Linked DNA regions of Homo sapiens: regions 1 and 3 are each linked to region 2. A link is a contact called in ENCODE Hi-C data. All regions are on one chromosome and are shown on one strand. Each heading gives the region's core, a stretch centred on a gene start or an enhancer-like site at or near the end of the contact. The rest is flanking DNA. Distances are from core to core; before and after follow the strand shown. Region 1 holds the start of CPEB4 (cytoplasmic polyadenylation element binding protein 4). Region 2 holds the start of RARS1 (arginyl-tRNA synthetase 1). Region 3 overlaps CPEB4 (cytoplasmic polyadenylation element binding protein 4).

Region 1 (3,222 bases), core at 259-2,758, 5.4 Mb before region 2:
AGGGCTGGGGGTGGCATTTTGGTGATGGTGTGGAGGCTGCAGATGTGGATGGAATCTGACTGGAAAAGCAGATTTATTCCCAGTATTGCTTTGCACTAGCACTCCAAACCCGTAATCCCCCATTTATTATCTTTAGGAGCAGAATCTCACAATAAAAAATGACAACCTGATGTCTCACGCCTTTTTTTTCCTCTACCCCAAATTTAAGTTGTTTGCTTGCTTGCTTGAAATGTCTTATTTATAGCTAGCTCAAAGATCGCAGCTTATCACCTTAAATTGTTCTGATTTGGAATTCTGGTCTCTGAAAGAAAAAACAACTCTTAAAAAAATCTCTTAAAACATTGACTTGGATCCAATTGGGCTTATTTTTAGGAGGGAATAAAAATGAAGAGGGTAAAAATCAAGTCTTTGGTTAGTAAAATAGGCGCTTTCTTTTTCCAAAGGAAAATGTACATGAATGACAAAAACAGAGCTTCTCAAGCATCTATGGATGTAGAAGAATAAGCCTTGCGCGGAGTAAAAATATAGATATATATAATTTAACAATCACATATGGTTTTCCTCAGCAGTTTAGATTCACTCACATAAAAATTAGAATAGGACTAAGAGGGGAATACGTTCTTTTCTTGGCAGCTTGGTTAAAAAAAAATCAGGAATAATTTAAGAACATTATATATTATATATTTATATATATAGATTATATTAGGTTATCTGGGGTGGGAAGTGAATTCCTGGTTTCGGGAGAGGAAATCAGCATTGACTAATGGAAAGATGATTGCAGGGAGGTTTCTGCTGTTCCTGGTCCTGTTTTCTGCTCTTTCGCAGGGTGCAGTTTTGGCCTCTGGGGCTGTTCCTGAGGCTCCGGGTGCAGATCTTGCTGCGGTCGCTGTTCCTGGGCTCCCCGCGGCTTCCTCTCCCCCATGAAAGGGGTTGGAAACACCCGTTTCTCCCTCTTGCGGGGGTCGCGATCAGGAGGGATTAGCGAGACTCGACGAGGGTGAGCGGGCGGCCTGGGGGTGCGGGGACCGAGGGGGCGACCTGGAAGGTCCTGCGGTTTCTGCCTCTTCCCCTCTCTGCGGCTCCGGGGTTTTTTTCCCTCATGGGACCCAGGGGCGGTTTGTTCAGTTCCCTCAGTTCGATTCTCCGCAGAGAGGGAAAAAAGAGGAAAAAAAGGAAAAACCCACTACCGTAGTTATTTTAAAGGAGAAGGGCCTCCCCCCTCGGCTTTCTCTCTCTTTTCCCCCAGAATTTTTTTTTAAACTATAATTTAGAAGGCTTTTGTTTCTCCTCACGGTTGCTGGGCCGTCGCCGCCGTCGCCGCTTTACCCTGGTCCCGCAGTCCCCGCTGTCGTTGTTGAGGACTCCTCCTGGTTCTTCTTTTTCTTTCCTTCTTCCTCCTCTTCCTCCTCTGCTGTCGCCGCTGCTGCCGCCGCCGCCGCCGCCACCGCCTCCCGGTGCCCGGGTCCCGCAGCCGCGGCTGAGTCCTTCTCCTCAGGACCGAGCCGAGTGAAATGACAACCAGCTGGAAAGACCCAGAGACACTTCCGGTTCGAAGAGGGAGGGGTGGGGGTAGCACTCATTCCCCACCTACCTGCCGGAAGACCAATCATCTGTTAGAACTCAGGCGAGGCCACGCCCCCTCGCTTCAGAGCTACTCCCAGGAAGGTCGAAAAGTTACCTCCAGAGACGCCTCTTCCGTCTGCGCCTCGCCTAGTGAGGCCCGGCGCCTGGAACCCGCTTCCCCCACCCAGAGTGAGCGCAGCAGGTCGCCATCTTTTGTGTGGGCAAGGGACTCCTTTGATATTTCTCTTCCCTAACTGGGCTTTGCAGGAGGAGCAATAGGGACGTGTCAAGGAGAACGGATTCCTCGCTCACGAAGGCATACGGTCAAGGTGTTGGAGATCGAAGTGGCGGCCCGTGAAACCGCGGATGAATGAGAAGGGTGCCCACAGTAAAGGTGGTGCTCCAAGCATCACGTGCTCTGGCCCGAGCTCCGCCCCAGAGGGATCTGGAAGGGGAGGCGGGTCTTGCCAGCAGCTGTGCGGTGCCTAGAACTGCGTTTGCCCTTGCCCAGAATGTAGACCTCACGAGGGACTCTCCCTTAACCTTCCATTCGCTCACCCGCACCTCCCACTCTCCCATTCTGCTAGGCTCGCATCTGGTGCAGTCTCCCAGGTGCAGAGATGCAGCTGAGGCGTCTGTGGCTATGCCCCCGTATCATCCCGATCTAGTACACCTTACACGCAATACCAGAGGGAAAATTCCAAAACTAAAATTTTATCTTGACCCTCACATGCTCCGATTTCTTCTATGGTTGCCCATTATTTCGAAGATAAAGGCCAAACTTGTTAGTCTGGTATTCAAGCCTTTCTACCTAATGGGTGGTATATCTTAGTGCCTCTTCCCCCTCCAAACACACTCTCAATGCCTTTTTACATGTCCTTTCCACTCTTCTCCTTTGGTAAATTCCTATTTATTTCTAGGAATCAGTTCAAAAGCCACCAACAGCATCTTCTGAATTCTCTCTTATAAGCGTCCACGGCCCTGTGTACCTCTCGTGCTTGTTTCTCACACTATATTGTGATGGTTTATGTCTTCCAGACCTGTGCTGGACCGTGGGCTCTTTCAGGAGCAGACATTGTAGATAGGAGACATCAGTGAATGAATCCTGAAAACGTGAATGAACAAACCAGCAACAATGAAGTCTTCCCTGAGTGACAGCCCCCCAACCCACTGCCACCCCTTCCACCCGTCACCCACCCCCCACCCCTCACTCCTGTTTCCAAGTCTGAATTAATTATTTCCTTCCTTTTGCCATTTGGTTTGGAGCTCACATATCAGACTTTTCATTATGTTTGGTACTCAAGGGCTTTAATGTCCTGTTTATCTTTGTACATTCCCAACGCTATGACCACCATCAGGGCTTAGGATAATGCTTTGCTCTCAGCACAGCTTTAAATATGTTAAATAAGTGAGTATTTTCCTTTAGCAGGAAGAAAAATGAACAAAGAAATCAGGGTAGAGCCAGAAGTAACTGGCACAACTAGAGGGAAAAAAAAGATACCAAGATTAATGAAAAATAGTATGAACAAAGGTGGCTTCCATTTCATTTCCATAGCCTTCCTCTAATGGTCTCAACTTCTGCCTCAGTCTGTCAATCCTCCATCACTTCCGTGTAGAACACCTGAGGGCCTTCAATCGGTGATTTTATTCTCTTTCATT
Region 2 (3,215 bases), core at 464-2,963:
TGCACTCCAGTCTGCTTGACAGAGCGAGACTCTGTTTCAAAAAAAAAGAAAAAGAAAAAGAATATATTAACCACACATACATGTGTTTTGGGAGACAGGAATCGGAGTAAGTATATAATGGGATATGCCTCATGTCTCATATCCCTAGTTCTTTTCTTTGGCTCGATAAACACTCTGATTTAGCAAGAGTAGTTAAGTTTCAGGTTGACCAACCTGCTTTTATTCCCAAATCCTATGACCTGGGACTCTTAAAAAACCCAAATGTCCTTTGTCACATTCAAAATAGCTCAAGGGTCTGCCTTTCACCCTTTCTGGGACTAAACAATTTTCCCATTTCTTCCTGTTTCCAGTGTCTTAGGTCCTAGACTAGACCAGACCAGGCTTTGTAGTTTAACATCTAAAACTAAAGACATGTCAATTCAGAAAGAAATAAAGCTTCCAACTTAAACTGCAAAACTCAGGGGGAGTTCCTCACCTGAAATTTCAGAATACTTACTGGGAGATAGCTACAGCCAAAACCAAATTGCCAAAAATGAGCATACATTATGTTCCAGGAGCTGAGCTAAAAACACTTTTCAGAAATTACCTTCATGATTATCACAACCAAGTGAGGCAAAGATAAATACATACCGATAAATAAATGGCTCAGAAATGTAAAGAGCTTGCCAATTTACTTGACTAACTTGTACTTTGTGACTGCTGATTAAGTATACAGCCGTAACAGGACAGAGTACTGTGAACTATCTTCCTACCATCCCTCCCCACCTGGGCATAAAAGGTAATGGAACTGTTCCGCTTTCACTTTTTTTTTTTGTAGGGGGACGGAGTCTCACTCTGTCGCCCAGGCTGTGGTGCAGTGGTGTGCTCTCTGCTCACTGCAAGCTCCGCCTCCCGGGTTCACGCCATTCTCCTGCCTCAGCCTCCCGAGTAGCTAGGAATACAGGGACCCCCCCCAACACAGCCGGTTAAGTTTTTTTGTATTTTCAGTAGAGACGGAGTTTCACTGTGTTAGCCAGGATGGTCTCGATCTCCTGACATCGTGATCCGCCCACCTCGGCCTCCCAAAGTGCTGGGATTACAGGCATGAGCCACCGCGCCCGGCCGCTTTCACTTTTATATGGTGTGGCTGCTCCTTCCCGACGAATGCTGAGGGCACAGAGCAAGCTCCGCTGGTCTGATAATGAATCACCCCATGGGCTTATTAGGAATCCTCTCGCTCAGTAACCCGGGAAGAACTGCGGCTGAGCTGCAAACCAAGACCCAGAGCTCTGAATGTATTCCCCCCTTGTCTATCTCCCCGCATCCCCTAAATCGCGTGTGTATGCAGAAGAGGAGGTGGATTGTAGGGAGAGAACTGTTCTGAACATGCCAGGCTCCAGCCCACCGAAGACGCTGGTTTGGGGGAGGCCTGGGAGAGGGTGGGGACCCTCCATTCCGCTGAAAATCACAGTCACACGGGCTTTGAAATGATGGGTGCTTCCTCTCTCAACCCTTCCTGTTCCCACAGGGACCGTGCCGCTCCACTCTGAGAGGACCAGGATGGTCCTCGCCTAGCTGTCCCGCCCCCGAAGCCGCTTGGGCAGGAGTCAGAGCCTGCTCCATCTCTTTCAGGCCTTCCCGCCGGTCTCCTGCGTCCAAACCTGCTGCAGCAGCCGCGCGGAGCACTCAGACACCAGTACGTCCATCCTCCCATCAGCGTCTCACTCGCCAAGTGGACGGAAGCGGAAACGGTCAGCCTCTCCCGGAAGCGGAAACCCCCTCCGGTCCGCTGTCCCGTCGGACTGGGTGCTGGCGCCTCTGCTGCCTCCTGGCGGGATCCAGTAGACACTGCGAGGAGAACCCGCGGGGATTTCGGTCAGGAGCGAGGCCGCAACTCAGGGACGTTTGGGCGAGGGGAGAGGAATTGAGCAGACACTAACCAGAGCTGCTCTGTGCTTGGATAGACTAGGACAGTCACTGACCTAGAGCTTCTGGCTCTCAAAGGCCTCACTTTGCCCCTTTGTGAAATGGGCACAAAACTAACAAATCCATTCATTTATTCAACAAACATTTATTGTGTACTTTAAAATGCCAGACAGTATTCTAGGCTCTGGGGGCACAAAGAAAACAAAACAGACACGATCTCCCCTCTCACGGCAGACACATTTTAGAATGGAGAGAGAAAATAGACCAAAAAAGGCAATAATCTCAGGTAGTTTTAATTGCTAGGAAGGCAATGTGATAGAGTGACTTGGGTGAGAGAAGACATCTCTAAGCAAGTGACATTTGAGTTAAAATCTTATTTATTTTTCCAGTTTTATTGAGGTATAATTGACAAAGATTGTATATCATAACGATGTACAACGTAATGTTTTGATATATGTATACATTCTGAAATGATTACCACAACCAAAATAATTAACATAACCTTCATCTCATACAGTTATCATTTGCATGTGTGTGTGTGTGTGTGTGTGCGCGCGCGCGCGCGCGCGTGTGTGCTGTGAACATTTAAGATCTATTCTCATCCTGGGAAACAGCTAAGACCTCGTCTCTACAAAAAAATGGAAAAATAGCCGGGCATGGTGGCATGTGCCTGTAGTCCCTGGTATATAGGAGGCTGAGGTGGGAGGATCACTTGAGCCCAAGAATTTGAGGCTGCGGTGAGCCATGATCATGCCACTGTACTCTGCCTGGATGACAGAGTGAGACCTTTTCTCTCTCTATTTAAAAACAAACAAAACGAAACGAAAACGAAAACTGCAAGTATACAATATACATTACATCTCTAGAATCTATTCATCCCGCCTAACTGAAACTTTGTAACTTTGAGCAACATCTCCCATCTTTCCTACCTCTGAAGCCCTGACAACCACCATTCTATGCTCTGCTTCTATGAATCTGAATTTTTTAGATTACACATATACATGGGCTAATGTAGTATTTGTCTTTCTGTGCCCGGCTTATTGCACCAACATAATGTTCTCCAGGTTCATCTATGTTGTCACCCATAACAGGGTTTTCTTTTATAAGGCTGAATAATATTTCATTGTATATATATTGAGTTAAAATTATAAACAGCAAACCTGGGATATATGTTCTAAGAGGGCAGGGACCTTAATTATCTTGTTCACTCTTCTCTATGACTCCAGAACTTAGAAAGTAGCACTCTAAACGTTTTCGCTTCCGTGCCTCATAAAAGTATTTTAAAAATTCATATCCCAGTGTATACTTTT
Region 3 (3,246 bases), core at 166-2,665, 5.4 Mb before region 2:
GAAAATCTTACTACTTAATTGTCATTCTGATTTCATTTCTGAGTGGAGATTACTATTTTTGCCTGTCCAGATGGTAAAACATAAGCTTAAATTGTACACAAAACTTAATATGACAAAGCAAAACATTAAAGAAAAGTACTTGTTAATTTGTTACCTGATTGTTGCTTGTTTTCTTATTTATCTCTAAGTTTTTATCTACCACACATAGTTAAATCCCTGCCCTGAATGTATGTCAAACAATATTAAGTCATAATAACCATATTATAAGGGAACTTTACTACAACTGAAAAGAAAAAATTATGTATTAAAAAAATCTTTTAAATGTATGTTTAACCTTCTAATAACATTAAAAGTTTACTATTATAATACTTCCCCCATCTACTCGCCCACCGTTACCCTCACCTCTCACTCAGGTAACAAAGAATAAAACGATAACCGATTTTCATGGCCTCAAAATAGGATTCCTTGTGTTCAATGTTCAGGATTAAGATAAAGGGGCTGCTTAAGTAATTACGGACCCACATCATGGATGACATAAGACAAATTCCCCCTTTGTGGCAACTGCTTATTTGATTTTCAGACCAAATAAAAACAAGGGTTAAATATTCAATCACGAATGTGTGGCAGGTAGAGGGCAGAGGATCACTATTTTCGATTGACTAGTATGTGTTATGTAAGTAAACGGGGCAGATGAGGATCTGGCCCATGCACAAGATGCATTTAGTTTGAACTGAGTTGGTTTCCATTCAGAGGCTAGAGGGAGAAAGGCTTCAGTCCGATCCTATGACGATGTCGGCATTCACATACATCACATGATTTTCTTTCCTAGGCATTTCCCCTTACCCTCCCCGCCTTATAAAAACCCAAAGACAAAAACAACAGCAACCCCAAATCTGAAAGGGGGTAATCGCACTGCTCAAAATCCACACCTTTGTAAGCTCAACCTACACAGTACAGTGAGGAATCCAACAAATCCGGATCAAAAGTAAATCAGAAAGCAGGCAGTTGTTCAAAATTAAGAATAGGCCCTTCACTTTTCATACAAAAAAATCATGCCACACAATTTCGCCCTCTTCTTCCTCACAATAGAAGTTACCTCAACACAGAAGCCCAGGTCCCATCCTACAGCACAGCTAAGCCAAGGCAAGAGAAAGACTGTTTAGGATGTTCCATTTCCGCAGTCAAGAGAGGGAGAGTACAGGAGGAGAAGAAACACGCTTCATTCCTACATAGCCACACACACATTTAATTGTAGCCCAGTTTAAATTATACTCTTTGCTATTTAACGTCCTCCATTACTTATGAGGCTTTGAGAATTAAGGCAACTTTCTAATTCTTAGGAGACTTAAGTCACTCCCCTGTTACGCTACTTTGAATTACTTGGTATCATCCAAACCGAGCAAGAAAGAGCCAGCCTAGTTCAGGAAGGCTTCAGCCAGACACGCAGGCAGCTGCCGGCCGACTCTGAGTCTTAAAGACTTAATGATATTTAAAGATCCCTCAATTCGCCAGACACATTTGATACCACACACTAATAATTTACTTGGAAGGAGAAATTTGATTATAAATCCGAGTAAAATTAACTGGTTTGCGTTATCCATTTCTTCTTCTTTTTTATTTCTTTGAGATGGAGTTTCAGTCTTGTCGCCCAGGCTGGAGTGCAATGGCTTGATCTTGGCTCACTGCAACCTCCGCCTGCCAGGTTCAAGCGGTTCTCCTGCCTCAGCCTCCCAAGTAGCTGGGATTACAGGCGCCCGCTACCGCGCCCTGCTAATTTTTACATTTTTAGTAGAGACGGGTTTCACCATGTTGGCCAGGCTGGTCTTGAACTCCTGGTGATCCACCCACCTTGGCCTCCCAAAGCCCTGGGATTACAGGCGTGAGCCACCACGCCCAGCCTATCCACTTCTTCTTTATGGTACTTTGAATCTGCCCCATTAAATGTCCCTTAAAGGAAAATGTCCATCTAATCCTTTAAAAAGGTTGGAGGTTAGGGTACCAGTAATCTGTTCTTATTTTGCCACAGGCAAACCAATTTAAATAGAAAAAGGTTAAATACTGTAAGAAATTATATACTCTCCCCACCATTCCTACCTGAAATAAATCATTCTAATATTAAAGCAACAGAACCTATTTTAGTAGGACTTCCTTTCATTTTGAAAAAAAATTATTTATTCCCAAATTACTTCAAATTTATAACATATGAAATAAATAAGTGACAAAATTTAGCAACTCTCATAGCAGGTTTCCAGAGCTATTTCAGCCTGCACAGAGTCAGTATCTGTATAAAATACTTGTTCTAATGCCTCTCTACCAGTATACAACATGTGTTCTCTAAGTCAACTAAGTGACTGCAATTTGGAATATAGGAATATTAGTAAAATGGTGTATCGAAAGAAAAGTTAAGGTTTCCTATTATTTATTACATATTTTTAAGTAGCACTAAATTCTATCCCAACTGTAAAGATACAGAATTTAAATAATCCCCACAGCCACTCTCTTACAATGATATAAAAAAAACTTTTATAAAACTGATGAAACAAGCTTTGTGTACTAAACTTTCAACTTGAGTTTCATGATTTTCTTCTAGAAAGGTTATTATAAATTCTTTTGCTTAGCAACAAAGAAAAGAAGCACAGATGGAATCATCACTTGCCCACTCATTTAAGCATTTGTTTCAAACAAATTTACAGCAATGAAAAATAGTCAGGGAAGGGTCTCTAAATTTAACACGTAGATAAAGCAAGAAAAAATATGAAAGTGTTTTAAAATGCAAGGTCACAACACCTTTGGCAGTCAGGAATTAAATACATAGCATTTTTGGAGTAGATCCATAGCTCTTAAAATAAAGCGATGCATGAAACACGTGAGGCAGTGATGTATAACATGCTTCCACTACTTCCTCTACATATGCAATAGGTTTCCTGGGCACCATGGGGATATGTAAAAGACTGGCACTTTAAACAACTTGCATTTCTGAATGCAATCATTATTGCTTACATTCAAATTAAGTACTTGAAATGCCTGAAACTCAGAGGAATTGTGGTGGATATGTTGAGCCTTTCTTTCAAAAATCTGAAAGCAACATATATTCTACAACAATATGAAGAGAAAAAGACTCCATTTTCACACTATTCAAAGGAATAATATGATATCTAAGTCATAATTTCATATCTGAAGAACAACTATAATGTTTTGACAGTCTGTAGATTGCCTTTGTTCTCTCAATAATTTTGCTGTCTCATT

What was found. Hi-C counts contacts between places; a loop is a spot of excess contacts on that map. Pooled maps may share reads with other maps.
Region 1: a loop to region 2 is called in a pooled map, with 23 times the contacts of the local background. The contact joins the promoter of CPEB4 here to the promoter of RARS1 in region 2. A Hi-C loop is called at or near these places in 8 of 50 pooled maps.
Region 3: a loop to region 2 is called in a pooled map, with 3 times the contacts of the local background. The contact joins the enhancer-like site here to the promoter of RARS1 in region 2. A Hi-C loop is called at or near these places in 3 of 50 pooled maps.

The regions. Positions count from the first base shown.
Region 1 is chr5:173,886,635-173,889,856 of GRCh38, reverse strand. CPEB4 (cytoplasmic polyadenylation element binding protein 4) reads right to left here and starts at 1,508. Exons shown (of 10, transcript NM_030627.4): 1 at 1-1,508. The coding sequence starts at 123. RefSeq lists an enhancer at 1,762-2,001.
Region 2 is chr5:168,484,969-168,488,183 of GRCh38, reverse strand. RARS1 (arginyl-tRNA synthetase 1) reads right to left here and starts at 1,713. Exons shown (of 15, transcript NM_002887.4): 1 at 1,641-1,713. The coding sequence starts at 1,685.
Region 3 is chr5:173,916,105-173,919,350 of GRCh38, reverse strand. All of the region lies in intron 2 of CPEB4 (cytoplasmic polyadenylation element binding protein 4), which reads right to left. Among named protein-coding and RNA genes, the nearest start is that of CPEB4, 29 kb to the right of the region's middle. RefSeq lists an enhancer at 1,089-1,348. Within about 2 kb of position 1,415, at least 39 of the 41 ENCODE cell types and tissues checked have a DNase peak (open chromatin) inside an H3K27ac peak, as active enhancers do.